5 separate regions of the Homo sapiens genome follow, and all the other regions are linked to region 5. The links are chromatin contacts, found by Hi-C or POLR2A ChIA-PET in ENCODE. All regions are on one chromosome and are shown on one strand. The core of a region is the stretch at or near the end of the contact, and the rest is flanking DNA. Distances in the headings are between cores, read along the strand shown. Region 1 has its middle 19 kb from the start of LINC02205. Region 2 has its middle 160 kb from the start of TLE3. Region 3 has its middle 43 kb from the start of LINC02205. Region 4 has its middle 190 kb from the start of LINC02205. Region 5 overlaps PCAT29 (prostate cancer associated transcript 29).

What was found. A loop is a pair of places that touch in the nucleus more often than their neighbours do. ChIA-PET counts read pairs that join two places held with the same protein, here RNA polymerase II (POLR2A). Pooled maps may share reads with other maps.
Region 1: a map with no recorded cell type shows a loop between it and region 5 (7-fold over the local background). The contact joins two enhancer-like sites. A Hi-C loop is called at or near these places in 33 of 37 single-sample maps with no recorded cell type and 6 of 50 pooled maps. POLR2A ChIA-PET finds 5 or more read pairs at or near these places in 3 of 52 experiments (B cell, activated B cell and activated T-cell).
Region 2: a loop to region 5 is called in a pooled map, with 4 times the contacts of the local background. The contact joins two enhancer-like sites. A Hi-C loop is called at or near these places in 6 of 37 single-sample maps with no recorded cell type and 4 of 50 pooled maps. POLR2A ChIA-PET finds 5 or more read pairs at or near these places in 1 of 52 experiments (OCI-LY7).
Region 3: a loop to region 5 is called in a pooled map, with 8 times the contacts of the local background. The contact joins two enhancer-like sites. A Hi-C loop is called at or near these places in 7 of 37 single-sample maps with no recorded cell type and 6 of 50 pooled maps. POLR2A ChIA-PET finds 5 or more read pairs at or near these places in 2 of 52 experiments (B cell and activated B cell).
Region 4: a loop to region 5 is called in a map with no recorded cell type, with 9 times the contacts of the local background. The contact joins two enhancer-like sites. A Hi-C loop is called at or near these places in 14 of 37 single-sample maps with no recorded cell type and 5 of 50 pooled maps.

What each region holds. Positions count from the first base shown.
Region 1 is chr15:70,485,203-70,488,071 of GRCh38, reverse strand. No RefSeq gene overlaps it. Among named protein-coding and RNA genes, the nearest start is that of LINC02205, 19 kb to the left of the region's middle. RefSeq lists an enhancer at 1,276-1,335. Within about 2 kb of position 1,456, at least 8 of the 41 ENCODE cell types and tissues checked have a DNase peak (open chromatin) inside an H3K27ac peak, as active enhancers do.
Region 2 is chr15:70,257,905-70,260,820 of GRCh38, reverse strand. No RefSeq gene overlaps it. Among named protein-coding and RNA genes, the nearest start is that of TLE3, 160 kb to the right of the region's middle. RefSeq lists enhancers at 418-637, 668-747, 1,806-1,895 and a silencer at 958-1,117. Within about 2 kb of position 1,665, at least 11 of the 41 ENCODE cell types and tissues checked have a DNase peak (open chromatin) inside an H3K27ac peak, as active enhancers do.
Region 3 is chr15:70,461,879-70,464,697 of GRCh38, reverse strand. No RefSeq gene overlaps it. Among named protein-coding and RNA genes, the nearest start is that of LINC02205, 43 kb to the left of the region's middle. RefSeq lists an enhancer at 1,766-1,845. Within about 2 kb of position 1,562, at least 6 of the 41 ENCODE cell types and tissues checked have a DNase peak (open chromatin) inside an H3K27ac peak, as active enhancers do.
Region 4 is chr15:70,318,094-70,320,994 of GRCh38, reverse strand. No RefSeq gene overlaps it. Among named protein-coding and RNA genes, the nearest start is that of LINC02205, 190 kb to the left of the region's middle. Within about 2 kb of position 1,379, at least 10 of the 41 ENCODE cell types and tissues checked have a DNase peak (open chromatin) inside an H3K27ac peak, as active enhancers do.
Region 5 is chr15:69,665,581-69,668,395 of GRCh38, reverse strand. All of the region lies in intron 1 of PCAT29 (prostate cancer associated transcript 29), which reads right to left. Among named protein-coding and RNA genes, the nearest start is that of PCAT29, 75 kb to the right of the region's middle. RefSeq lists enhancers at 1,920-1,969, 2,000-2,049, 1,490-2,104, 2,721-2,815. Within about 2 kb of position 1,360, at least 11 of the 41 ENCODE cell types and tissues checked have a DNase peak (open chromatin) inside an H3K27ac peak, as active enhancers do.

The sequences.
Region 1 (2,869 bases), core at 207-2,706, 820 kb before region 5:
GCAGATCTGGGAGGTCAGACGTTATTCTCTCTCATATTTACATCTTGCTTGGTACCTTCTGGAGAGATCCTCATCTCTTTGGCCCTTCACCAGGAGACTCCATGAAGGAATTGGGTTAGGTGGCTGGGGTTTGGAGAGAATGCTGGGCAGGGGTTTTGAAGCGCATTTGAGTCTTAGCTCCAAGTCTGCCCCTTACTAGTGTCCTTGTTGGCTCTATTACCTCCTGGGCCTAAGTTTCTTCTTCAGTGGAATAGGGTAAAAATACCTCCTCTGCAGAGATGCGTCAAGATCAGTGAGTAGAGGTGGGGCAGGGATAACTTCTCGAGGCTAGCCCAGCCCTGTCTAGAATAGCTTATGATGAAAATGGAGAAATAAGATAGAAACACAGGGAAAGAGCAAGTGTTGTCACGGGGCATCATATAATCCCTTGCTAAGTTGCAGAAGTGAGCACTAGGGTTCGGAAGAGAGAGAGGGCAGTCCAGAGAGGGGAAATTGCTGGCTTGAGCTCACATAGCCAGAGGGATAAGCGCAGGGTCCACTGGGCAGGTGGCTGAGCTGGGCATTGGAAATGAACAGTAGATCAGGCACCCAAGGCAGGTGTGCCCAGCTGATCCAGGCCACAGCATGTAGGCTGCTGGGCCCCTGCAATTTCAGATTCAGTTCTGTGTGTCTCCTGGGCACCTGCTCTGGCGGTGGGAGTACATGCTCTCCAGGCATGTGTGTGTGCTTCCCATGTAGTGCAGTGAGCAGCAATGTGGCTTCAATCTTTGGTCCAGGCACGGACCCAGCACCCAGAGAAAGCGATTTTCCTGCTTGTGGTTTCCTGGCCTCCTCCAAGAACCTCACACGTCCATGTTGCTCACAGAGAAAGATGGATCACTCTGGGGGTTCCTGGAAGAGTTGCTGTCTTTGAACAGTCCCTCTCTTGCCAAGACCCCTGCCTTCCTCCCGGCCCCCAGCCTACTGCCTCTCCGCAGGAGGACAGCATGTCCTGGGCCTCTGCTCTCTGGCCTCAGTCATGGTGTGGCTGGGTTGCTCTGGGGACGCTGAGGGTTCTTGATCGCGGCCTGTCTCAGGGTAGGTCCCCATGGATTGCCCTCCCACCCCTGGCCAGGTTGCTGTGGTTTCCCCATCAGTAGAAATGACTCCTCACCCACAATTGCATCAGTCCCTCCACAGACGCAGTGAATCATGTTGCAAGATGTGGTTATGGACTGCGCCCTGTGCTCTGGTTAGGGGCTGGTTGGGCCGGGCCAGGGGTGAGGGAAGTGTGGGGGGTTGACCATGTTTTGACTTGAACTTGGGAGAGGAAAGAAAAACCCAGGAGAGGGCCTCCAGGGGTGGGGTGGGGTAGGTGTGAGTTGACACTGAACTCATCACCCATGGGACTGAAGCAAGTATCCAGTAACCTTAACCGAGACCACACTGGGGAACCTTCTGGCTTACTCACCCTCTGGCCCTACCGCTACCACCAAGAGAAAAAGAAGTGAAGAGAACGAGCTGGTTCATCCTCTAGTGCATTGCAGCGGCGTGGGGGAAACCAGGGAGATGGGTTGGTTTGCTTTCTTCCTGTTTCTCTATTTGAACTCCCTGGCTTGCTTCCCTTCAGCTGACACATGGTGGCCATGGGCTGAGAATGTCCAACCTCAAGAAGAATTTCTTCCCTCTCTCCACTTCACAGGCCAGGCTCATAGCTGCCCCTGGGTAGGAACTATCTGCAGGGAGGTAGACTCCAGCTGCTTGGAGTTGTATGACCCTTCCCAGAGGCAGATCTACCCATTTTTCAGTGGAGAAGATGAGGCCCAAAGGGAAGTTGCCGGACACTTTGCTTCCGCCTCTCTCTCCCATGCCCTCCTGTGCAGCTGAGCTCATGGCATCAGAATCTCAGGATCTTTCAACACTTTCCAGCTGGGCAAGGTGGGAGTGAGTTGGCTGTGTCTTCTTGTTAATTGTCCATGCCTTTATTTACTTATTTATTTTTAATTTTTAAATTGACACAATAATTGTACATATTCATGGGGTACAGTGTGATGTTTTTATACATGTATACATTCTGTAATGATCAAGTCAGGGTATTTGGTACATCTATCACCGCGTACATTATCATTTCTTAGTGGTGAGAACATTCACAATCCTCTCTTCTAGCTACTCTAAAATATACAATATAATATTGTAACCATAGTCACCCTCCTGTGTAATAGAACAGCAGAACTTATTCCTGCTACCTGATTGTAGCTTTGTACCTATTGACCAACCTCTCACCATGCCTCCTCGCCCTCTCCTCTCCAGTCTCTAGTAACCACCATTCTACTCTCTACTTCTACGAGATCAACTTTTTAGATTCTGCATATGAATGAGATTGTGTGGTATGTATCTTTCTGGGCCTGACTTATTTCACTTAACTTAATGTCCTCCAGGTTCATCCACATTGCTTCAAATGACAGGATTCCATTTTTTTTTATGGCTAAATGGAATTCCATTGTGTGTGTGTGTGTGTGTGTGTGTGTGTGTATGTGTGTGTGTGTGTATAGATAGATAGATAAAGATATCATGGTATCTTTATCTAATTATCCATTGTGGGACACTTGGGTTGTACCTCTTCTCTACAGGAGGCAAGGCTGTGCAATGGTTCAGAGATAGCCCAGCAAATGCTCTGTAATGAGGCTTGGAGTTTCAACCTCACTGTCTTGAGCAGAAGAGAAATGGGCAATATGACATATGGAGGTGCCACTGAAACAAAACACCCCAAAATCTTGAGTCAACACAGTGGGGATAGCACTCTGGAGTCCACACTGGAACGGCAGTGGGTTTGTCTGAATGACAAATACACTTGTGTAAGTCACTGAAATGTGGAGGGCTGTTTGTTACT
Region 2 (2,916 bases), core at 416-2,915, 590 kb before region 5:
CCATCTCGTCACCCTCTCTCCCAGCCTCCTGCCCCACTGCTCCTTTGCACGCTCTGCCTGCCTGACATCTCTCTCTGTCTCCTCTCTCTCTTTCTCGTTCCCACTCTCTCCTCCCTCCCCTTGCTTGGGTCCTTCCTAATCTCCTTCCCTCACAGTGTCTGGTTCCCTCTCCTGTGCTAGAACCAAACCTTCCAACCCATGAAACTCCAACCCTAGGGCTGCCGCACCAGACTTCTGGAATGTTCTCCTTTGCTGATGTTGTGGCCTGGCTGTGAAAGCCCCTAGGACCTGAGAACAGGACTCTCTGGACTGCAGCAGCAGAATGAGTGTGGTCAGTGTCTAGGCCAGCAGAGGGGACAGCAGGCCTTGTGGAAGACAGAGGGTGAAGACCCTTCACGCAGTCCATTGTCTGAGTGTGCACATATGTGCCTGTGTGTGTCTGCACGCTCACGCACATATGCACATAAACTCTCTACCCTGGAGACTAGAGGGAGCTGTGTGGGTAACTCACTGGGAGATCTTGAGCAAGTCACCACCCACCTCCAGGTTGCAGTTTCCTTTCTCTGAAACAAAGATCATTGTCTGGTCCTGGTGTGCAGAGTCCTTGGGAAGGGCTGGGGAGATGCCCCCCAGAACAGCTTGGCTTTGGTTGGGCTGAAATAGATTTTACTGGAAAGCAAAGCACTGTGGCTAAAGCACAATGCATGGTCACACAGGTACCTTCCCTCCCTGGAATCCTATAATGCAATGAGTCCCTACTGGTTTTTTTTCCCCAGCCTTACCCCAGCCCTACCCAGTGCTTGACACAGGCCTGGGCATAAAGGAGTTGGTCATCCAGAGGAGGCCCGGAGGTAGCCTGTGGGTGGTCTGTCTGTCTGCCCTCTTGTGGTTGGTGCTGCTCAGGTCCCGGTAGACGGTGGGAGTTAGAAGCCCAAGGCCCTGCACCAGGATGCAGAAATGGGGAGGCAGCAGTTGGTACAGGAAGAACATGGCTTCACACACTCAGTCCCAAACCCACCTGCCTCACGGCCAGGCATTGAGATTGCACCCACCTCTCTCACACCCCATTCTCAAGCTGCACATCCTCATTTTGTGGCTACACCCGTGCACATGCGGGCACACACACACCTCCAGGTCAAGGCAGCCCTCCATGTTGATTTCAACTTGATTTCATCTGTATAAATGCCAGGCACAAAAAGCACAGCATGGAGCTGTCCTTCAGAAGCCCGTTTGAATTTCCCCAAAGATAATCCATTAGATAGGGAGTGGGGGAGGCACACAGGACAGAAGAAACAACAGAAATCCCATCTGTTTAAGGAAAAAAGGCATTTATTAAATGATTTTCAGTTGAGCCCTTGGTCAGTCTCTGCGAGGACTAGAGACCCAAACATAAAGGCCACACCACCAGGACCCAATCCTAAAGCCACCCTGTAGGACTGGCCATGGGGTCACCACGGTACTCTCAGCCAGCACACTTTCTACCATGGACGCTGGGCACCGGGTGCCAACCCTGAGTCCCGCCCACAGCTGCCCCTGGGAGAGGGGGCCCAGCAGCTGGCACTCCTGCTGGACGGGGGTCTCACAGCATCTGCTTCTTCAGACGCCTGACTGCAGGCTGAGGTCCCACGTGAGCATATCTGCTAGCAGAGCTGAGGTCACGTGACTGAGCTCTGGCTGCCGAGGAGCAGGAAAACCAGTAAGTGGCAGCTGCCTTAGAAGCGAGAAACTCACACGTGAGGAATTCCCAGGCAGAGGGAAGAACAAGTAGGCAGAAAGATGGACAAATGGCCCAGCACCCCAGACGGCCTGGGCCCTCTGCACAGCCTGACCTGCTCTAACCACTCACCTCTCCAGCCCCTCACTGAGGACCCAATCTGGTTGCCACCCTCGTCCCTTCCGCCTGGTTTCTAGAGCCTCCAACCTCATGAGCTGGCCCAGCCAGGCCCTCTGCCTTTGGGGCCCCAAGAGCACAGCAGGCTTCCAGGGCTGGTGAGGCGGGGGCGTCAGCAAACCACAGGCCATGCCTTTCCGGTGACATTTGGCTCAGGCTGGGGTTGAGGTCGGCTTCAGACTCAGTGAGAGAAACACACACCACCCCGCAAGCTTCCTCTAAGAAGGGCTCCGAGAGGAGAGGGCTGCATCTTGTGCAGGCAGGAGAGTCAGGGGTGGAGCAAGGGATGCCCGGCTTCTGACTACCATGCTGTCTACCTGTCATGGCAGCAGTGGCAGCTGACGACCACCAAGTACTCGCCACGTTTCTGGCGCTGTGCCAAGCATGCAACTCTTAACGTCCTGGCAGCACCTGAGTTAGGACCCACTGTCTCCATGTTACAGATGAGGAAACCGAGGCAAAGAGAGGTTAAATAACTCACCTGGGGCCACTGGCTACTGAGTGGCGGAACCAGGATTTGAACCCAGTCTGGTCCAGAGCCCTTCACCACTTTGTTAAATGGCCCCTCGGTTTATTTATCCTCTCTGTCCCTCTGTTTTTCCCTCTAAAAGAAGAGCCCCAGGTGGCCAAGGGACATGGAGTAGTGGAGGAGCACCCAGCTCACAGCTTTTCCCTCTAAAAGATGAGCCCCAGGTGGCCAAGGGACATGGCGTGGTGGAGGACCACCACGTGTGTGAGCACCAGCTCACAGATGGTGACTTAGGGTTTCCACCCTGCTCTGCTTTCCCTTGGCTGTGGACCCTGGGCAGTTAGTTAACTTCTCTGAGACTTAGTTTTTCTCACCTGAAATGTAGAGCAATGAGGTCTACCTGCAGGAAGTTTGTGGGAGCAATGAAGTTGTGGGTGCCTCGCACCTGGCAGGTGCTCAGGAAATGCAGGACCAAAAGCACTCAAGCCTGAACCCCTCAGATGGCCCCTGGGTAAGGAAACGCTGCAGCTCCCCCAACCACCCAGCAATACCTGAG
Region 3 (2,819 bases), core at 313-2,812, 800 kb before region 5:
GACTCCAGAGCTTCTCTTCTTAACTTGACCCTTAAGGACTAAAATCTTTGAATGGGGAGTAGTGGTATCAGATGGACCCGGATATGAATACCAGTGTTGCCATTTCTCTTTTGTTTGGCTGGTTTTTGGATAGGATCTCGCTCTGTCACCTAGGTTGGAGTGCAGTGGCAAGATCATGGCTCACTGCAGCCTCCACCTCTCGGGCTCGAGGGATCCTCCCACCCCAGCCTCTGGTGCAGCTGGGACCACAGGCGTGCACCACCATGCCTGGCTAATTGTGTTGCGGTTTTCTAGCTGTGTGACCTTACATAGGTCACTAGCCCTGTCTGATTTCCTCAGCTGTAAAAGAGGGTAATGATAAAAAAAAAATCACAATTAACACTACTATTTTATTCTCAATGTGTCAGGCATTATTCCAAGTACTTTATATAAATGACCTCATTCAATCGTTGTAATTACCGTATGAAATAATTATTATTGTTTAGTTCCTATGTGATAGATGTGTAAACTGCGACCACGCAGATAGTTAGCAGCAGAGCAGGGATCTAGGAAGGGCTGTCTCTGCAGCTGCCTTTCACGTTTATGTTATGCTGTGTCTTAATGATGCACACGCAGAGTCTAAAAAATCATGGATGTGTCACTGCATAAGGAAAAAAAATGATGATGCTTGTGTGTGCCCAGCTTTGAGCTTGGCACATAATAGATGCTCATGAAATCTTGTTTGCCTTATCCTCTCTTGGTCTTTTTCCTTCTACTCTCCTATGTGAGCACACACTGTGGTCACAGCAGAACAAAGTGGGGCTGTGACAAGGAGCTGGCAACCATGTCTGAGGAAGGCTGGTGGGTAGCATGGGCAGGTGTCTCTCATTCTGTCCTCTCCCTCTGCATCCAGAAGAGCTACACCCCAGCTCATGAGTAGGTGTGGGTCTAGTCTCCCCTGGAGCTGACAGGTAACTCTAACTGTTTCCCAAGGCAAGAGAGTAGGAGGGTGTAGCAATTGCTCGTTAGAGCCAGCCAATGAGCCTAGGGGGTCACAGGGTTCCTCCCACCTACTCTGGGGAGGTTGTCTGCCTATATTTGTGTTCATTTCCTGATAGAAACACTGGGGTCAGAGGCTTATCTGGCCTGGCTTCTGGGCCAATGGGGAGCTGATAAGGAACAGACCCATCCATTGGGATCTACTGGGTGGATTCCTATTGTCTTACACACCATACAGATAACCAAGGTCTCAGGTAGAAGTTGTACTTTCCTGACCTCCTTCTCATGGTTTCTCAAGTCCTCAACCAGCTCAACCCCAAGGGGCAGCCAGTTACAGTTCCCCACAGACAGAGTAAACCCTGCTGGACCTCTGGGGAAGTTTCAAGAACCAGTTTGACCGCAAAACCAAGAAGCAGGTCTGTTGGGGCCTCTCTGGATGAAGTGGTCATGGGTGGCTGTCAGATGAGGATCTGAATTAGTCACGAGAGGAACAGGAGCCAGGCTAGGGGTGGAAACAAGGCCAGCTCCCCTCTGCTCCAGGGCTTAGGATCAGCTGGGGTGGAAGCAGAGGCTGTGTTGCAATTTCACTGCAAATCAACTGGGTCATCTCTTGTGGGTGACACCATGCAGGCCTTCCAACCCTTGTGTGTGTGTGTGTGTGTGTGTGTGTGTGTGTGTGTTTTGTAGATGGGGAGATGGTATCTCCCAACTGCCTTTAGCATCTGGCTGTGAGATGAGGCTGGGGGAAGATGGAACGATATGCATTCCTGGCAGAGCCAGTGCCTCCGGAGGCATGGGGTGGAGGGGACAGGGTGGAGTCCATGTTTGAACAAGTTGAGAGCAATTGCTGGAAGAACCCTGGGCAGAAGTCCCCTCTGCAGATCAGACTTGGCCTCTACATTTGTTCTCAGGGAAGTGAAACACGTACCATCTCCCCAGTTTGGACTGTTGCAGGCTGTGACACACAGTAGCCAATTCATTGACTTGGGGCTGTCCCCTCCCACCTGGGATATTCAGTGCCCTGAAAGGCAATGAGGTGTGGTGGGAAGAACGTTGACTTTGGAATCTGACCGACTTGAAATTAAATCTCAGTTCTGCCCTGAAGCACTGGGTAACCTTGAGTAAGTCACTTAACCTCTCCGGACCCCATTTTCCTCATCTCTGAAATGGAGATAGTAACAGCTTCTGGGCAGGGTGGTTAGGAGAAGTAACAATGATAATGTGGGTGAAGGAAAATCATAGGGCAGGAACTCAATAGAAGTTAGGCACTTTTCTCCTTCCTCTTAGAATACACCCTGTCCTTCAGCCACTGCTAGGCTTGTCTTTACCATCTTGGTGGCTGCTGAAAAGCCTCATTGACTGGCTGTGCCCACCTACAGCAGTGGCCAGCAAGCATTTTCTGTAAAGGGCCAGAGGATAAATATTATAGGCTTTGCAGGCCATGTGGTCTCTGCCACAACTACTCATCTCCACTCTTGTTGCTCAAAAACAGCCATAGATGATACCAAATGAATGAGTGTGGCTCTGTTCCAATAAAACTTTATTTATAAAAATAGGCAGTGGGCCAGATTTGGCCCTCAGGCTATAGTTGCCAATGCCTGGCCTCGAGTTTCAAGTCCAAAGCCTCTGCTTTTCTCTCAAGGGACTTCCCTAGCCTGGTCTTACCTTCTTCATCCAATCCAGTTTCTAATTACTCCCCTGAGTGTTCCCCAGTATGACCCAACAGGACTCCCTTTTGGCTCAGGAAGTGTTTAGCTTCCACACCTTTGCCCATGCTTTCCTCCCTGCTTAGAACACCATCCCATTTCCTCTTCACTCTCTTCACCCTTCTAAATTCCATC
Region 4 (2,901 bases), core at 130-2,629, 650 kb before region 5:
TCATTGGTCCCTCATCACTGGGGTCACCTTTCCTTGCCATGTCCAACACATCCTAGTTGGTCAATGTCTGTCTTAACATACGATACCCCCAAATTCATCACAGCACTACAGTTGAATTGCTTTCTAAGATCTGAGCCCTGTGCCATTAATTCCTCATCTCTAAAACTCAGCTTAGCTATCCAGGCCATGTAAGCCAGAGAAGAGGGAAGGAATGAAGTCTTCTTGAACCCCTGCAATGCTAGCCAAGTTCTTTCTAAACACTCAGGGCTCAGAACTGCCCCAGGAAGTAGATACTCTCCTCTTTGTTTCACATATGGAGGAACCTGGTTTTCTGACATAGAACTGAAAATAAGGAAGTAAGCAAAACAAGTCTTTAAGGACGCTGAGCAGAGGCCAGAAAGTCACCCGGAGTCTATTATTTACTCTTCCTTTACATTCATTTCTGCCAAGATTTTATTTAGTATCAGGAGAACTGATTTTAAATCCTGGCTCAGCCACTTTCTAGCTGTGTGACCTCAGGAAAGTTAGTGTCTAAGGTGACTAACCAATCCCAAATTGCCCTGGTCTGTCCTGGTTTTAAAACCGCAAATCCCATGTCCTAGGAGATCACTCCATTCTGGGCAAATTAGCACATGTTGGTCACCCTATTCAGTCAATTTTCTCTTTGTGATATCAGGATAACAGTAACCCACCTCACGAGGTTGTTATAATTTTAACTGAGATAATATATTTGGAAGACCTGGCAATGTGCCTGGCACATAGCAGATACACAATTAATGTTCTGTTTAATTTGAAAGCCTAGTTAATTATGACAAATTAGAAAGAAGTCAAAGACTGAGAGGTGGCCATGAGCAGTTTAACTGGAAAACCATTTTTAAAAACACCTAGAAACATAAACGGAGACACATAGTAGAGGGTCGTACCGTGAGGGTCTCAATGTCCTCTGTACTGTGAATATCTCACTGGAGTTCAATGAGCCATGGTAATTGTCGTCCTTGAGTGGGACTCCGCAGGACAGAGGAATAACTAAATCTTCTGCATTATACTATGTGTGATAAGGCAGGGTAAGGTGGGATACATTGTGGAGTAAGTGCCACATGAAATTTAATGAAGTCTTTAGATCTTTAAGCGTAAGTATTCAACCCTCTAACAGGATGGCAACCAACCAGCATGGCAGAGGGAAGGAGGACTGAAGAGGGTCCCAGGAGAGCCTGAGTCTGCAGTCAGCTCACTGCCTAACTATAGACAGATTGTCCTCACAGTTCCGGTCCTGTCTCCTCATCTGTGAAATGGGGAAGAGAAAGTAGACAAGGTGTTGTCTAACAGAAAGGCAACAGAGTGGGGTGGTCAAGAGCACGGATCCACCACCCACTAGCTGTGTGAGCTAGGACAAGCAAGCAAATCCACCCTCTGCACCCTGCTCTCCTGGCCTGTAACCTCGTAGAGATGTTGTGAAGATTTTATGAACTGATGTACTTCCTGGTGCATGTTGAGTTCTCAGTAAGGATCAGTTCTTAAAGTTAGTATCCCTTCTGGGTATCGCACTCCATGACAAAGAGTATCATCTCTTTCTCTCCCCTCATCACCAAGGGTTAATGCAACATAAGCTTTCGCTTGAGTGTTTTGTAAGTTTCTTTTCCCTCCCCAGCCCGCCACATCACTCAGCTGGCTCACGTTGAACTTGAGGCAGACTAAAACCTCCTGATCTTTTTTTATGTGAATTGCAGTCCAGCCAGGTTGCTCTCATCCTGTTCTTGTGCAACTGATTTTTGGAAACTACATTCAAGACATTAGATTTATTGATGCTACATTTCATCTGGTTGCTTTTGACCCAGCATTCTTGACTGTCGAGATCATCTTGAACCTTAATTCTCTCATCCCCTCCAGCTTTGAGTCATCTGCAAATTTAATGCATATGCTTTCCATATCTTCAGATCACGGGCTTAAAAAAGCTATTTTACAGATAAAAATAAAGATAGAGATATAGGCCACTAGATAGATCAAGAGGGATCTTGTATGCCAGGCTGAGCAGTGGGGATTTTATCTTGTGGGAAGCAGGGGCTCTTGATCCTCAATCAGTTTTTAAGCCTTTTCTGAACATACCCACTACAGACGCTCGTATGTTGTCCCTGGATCTCAGAGTGTTTTCACTGATGACAACAAGAGTTCACCCCTCAGCCACCCTAACTGTGGCCTCTTCTAAACTACTGAACTCACCGCGAAGGTCTGAATCCCTTCCTGTCTGTACCACATGCAGCCCCAAGGCCCAGTCCTATTCTCCTCCCTCTTGTTGCTTCCCAAACTGAGGCCACCCCTACTTTGGGGCCTAGCCAAATACCTGTTATCAATCCAAGAAATCAATTCTCTCTCGTTGGTTCAGGAAGGCATGGACCATGATGACTTTATGTGCTTCCCACTCACGTTTCCATTTTTACAGGGGACTTCAGTGTCTGAACTGGAAGGCCAGAGCTGTGGTGGATCTGCTGGTAGCCACCTATAGCTGTCTGGATCTCTGCACTGCCCAGGGCACCACGGGCATGTTATATCACAGCACAGTGCAACCAGCTGGTTCCTGGGCATGACTACAAGTCGTTATGAAAAGGCTGAGGACAAGATGATAGGGAAATGTGAAAAGGAAAATTCTAGAAGTAATTTTCATATAAATTAATTTAAATAACAAAAAAAACAAACATTTAAGTTTCTCCAGGTAATCTGGCAACTCTCTGGTACTGTGCTAACCAGGCAACCATTGGTTAGGGAGCTTCCAAAACTCCGTGTCCACTCCAGGCCCCGCTCCAGCCATCTGGCCAAGCACACTCAGCTTCAGGACACAATGAGCATAGCCAGTCCCTCTTTGATGTCCTTGGTACCAGAACCTTCCCATTTTACCCCACAGGACTC
Region 5 (2,815 bases), core at 111-2,610:
ACTACCACAATTTTAGAAATGTGGTCACTGAGGGCCTGAAAAAAAGCCTTGCCCAAAGGCAATCCTCTTGGGACCAAGGCTCCTGCCTGCTGAGGCTGACGAGGTCCTGGCCAGGCAGCACAAATTCCATGCAGGGATGTCCCTGGGGCCCCTGCTGTGCACCCAGCACTGTGTTGGACTGTGGGGACACGGGGTGAGTCAGGCCTGATCTGGGGATGGGGACACAAACACACACAGAGCCAACTCACTCCTTGGTGCCTGAGGAGAAGCCCTGGCGCTGGAGGCACTTAAGAAATGCCCAGTGACCTTTCACACCACAGAGGGCACAAGCCCCCTGAGGTCCAGGGTACCATTGGCTTGCTCTGCCCTGTACCTGCATGTCAACATGGAGCCAGGAGCTGACCTCTGTTTTTGAATCATTAGCTCCTGAGTTGAGGGAATGTGGAGGAAGTGTCTGGGGGTGGGAGTCCAGACACTCATTCAGCGGCTGAGTGGCCCCTGTTCCACTTGGCAGCCCTAACTGCCCCCTCCCCAGCTTCCCCCTTTCCCAGCACCCTCCCACCAGCACCGTCCTGGGCTCCTGTTACTCAGGGTTCAAAAGACCGGAACACGAGCGATGGAATGTCAGGACAGGAGGGCAGAAGAGGGATTCAGGATAGACTAGGTCCTGCAGGGCCCCCACCCCCACCATGTGGCAGCCCAAGGGTATTGACAAGCCTTATGGTGAGCATCCCAGTGCTGAGGTCCAGAGAGGTACAGTGCCTTGCCCAAAGTCACACAGCAAGAAGGGACAGCAGTAGGCCCAGAGCCCCAGTCTCTGCTCTCATCTCAGACTCCACCCACTCTTGCACGCAGGTGGCTTCCCCAGCTGGTTCCACACGCTGGGTGGATGTCCAGGCCTAGCGTTCCTACAGCTCAGAGAGTGCCTGGTCGGCGGGGGGGGGGGGGGGGCGGGAATGGGAGGGTGCAGAGGGGGAACAGGAGAAAACAGAAAGTGCCAGTGATTCACATTTCAAAATGTCGTGTTATTCCAGGCGCTTTCTCGCTTTGCCACCACCTTCATCCACCCCCCACTTGCCATCTTGAGAACCGGCTGCAGGGTGGCTGGGGCGGGGGGAGGAGGAGGCTGAGACCATCATCTAAGGAAGCTGTGTTTCCACCCTGCCCACTGAGAAGCCCGAGGGTGAATGAGCAGTCGGATGAGCACCGAGCTGGGAACCAAGGGGCCTGGGTGCCAGCCCTGGCTTTGGAATTGGTTGTTGTGAGACCCTGAGCAAGTCCCTAGGCCTCTCTCTACTTCCTTTACATACTTCCCCAGCACGTAAAATGGGGAAGTGGGAAGAGTTTGTGGCTCCCACGACTAGTTGCATATCAAAGCAAAACAAAACAGATTCTTGGACTGCATCCCCAGAGATTCTGATTCTATATGTTAGAGATGAGGCCTGGGAGTCTAATTTTAAAGCATACCCCTAAACCCCACCCAACCTGGTGATTCAGTGCAACCAGTCTACCGAGGCGCGGTTAGAGAGTTCCTGGCTATATGCTTCCACGCGGTTTCCAATCATCTCCAGGACTTATTGACCTCCTCCAAAATGCCCTCCTGGATTTACCCAGCCCTCCCTGCCACGTCTAACCCTCCTCACTTCTGGCCTTGCATCCCTGCCCATACTCTCCTACAGCTCCTTAAAAGCATTTAGTCATTTGTGCCTGTGTGTGCACGTGTGTGTGTGTGTGTGTGTGTGTGTGTTCTACGTGAGCTACATGAGCAAGACGAACCTCCCACACAGCACAGAGGAAGTTGCTCAGCACTGGAGCCAGCTAGCCCCACATTTGGAACTGGACTCTGCTGTGCAAAGTTGGGTGACCCTAGGGAAGAGCCCCAGCCTCCCTGGGCCTCCGTTTCCACATCCCTTAGAGGGCCTAGCCAGACCCTGCCTCACAGGGCCACACACGAGACTCCACTAAGGTGGTGTACAAAGACTTGCGGTGGGGCCTGGGGAGGGGTGTCAGTGGCCAGGAAAGCAAGCCGGGTGAATGGTGGACCCTCCCAGAGGGATGTGTGCTACCCTGGGAGGTCTGGACTCCTTCCTCCCAGTGTGTGCCTTTAGGCAGATGGCTGCCAGCGTAGGTCCTCAATAAAGAATGGGTCCACCCCAGTATCATTCGAGGTCCCCACAGGAAACAGAATTCCCCCCAGGTGGCTCAAATGAAGAGACACAGATGGAGGGGCTTGTGACTGAGTTAGGCAGGGTTAAGGAAATCCAAAAGGGATGGGGAGACTCCTGGACTAGAACAGCTGACAGCTGTCCGCAGCCCGCATCTACAGGGCAGGGCAGGATGTCATGGCCAGAGACCAGCAGGAGTGGGGGCCGTGGAGGAGGGGCCGCCCCACAGGAGCGCAGTCACAGAGGGAGGCAGCTCTTCCGAGACACACGTCCCAGAGGGAGAAGCAGAGGAGAAATAGCCCAGCCCCTCTCTCCTCCCACTGTTGCTTCTCATTCTGGTATCTCCCGCTGGCCAAGCCCAGGCAGTGGTCAGAGGCATGGGCAGCCCTTAGAGGTCCCCTCCTGGGGCACAGAGCAGAGCAGAGAAGCAGAGACAGTTTGCTGGCAGGTTGCTGGGAATAGCAGGGCAAACAAACAAGCAGCTCCTCGGGCAGCCTCTGCTGTCTGGGCATGGGAGGTGGGGCCTGGCTTATCAACCAGAAGACAGGTTTGAGCCTCACCACTGCCACAGACACAAAGGGCGACATCAGGAAGTCGCTTCTCTCCAGGTCTCTGTTTCCTCATCCTTAAACCATAAGGGTTAAACTCTG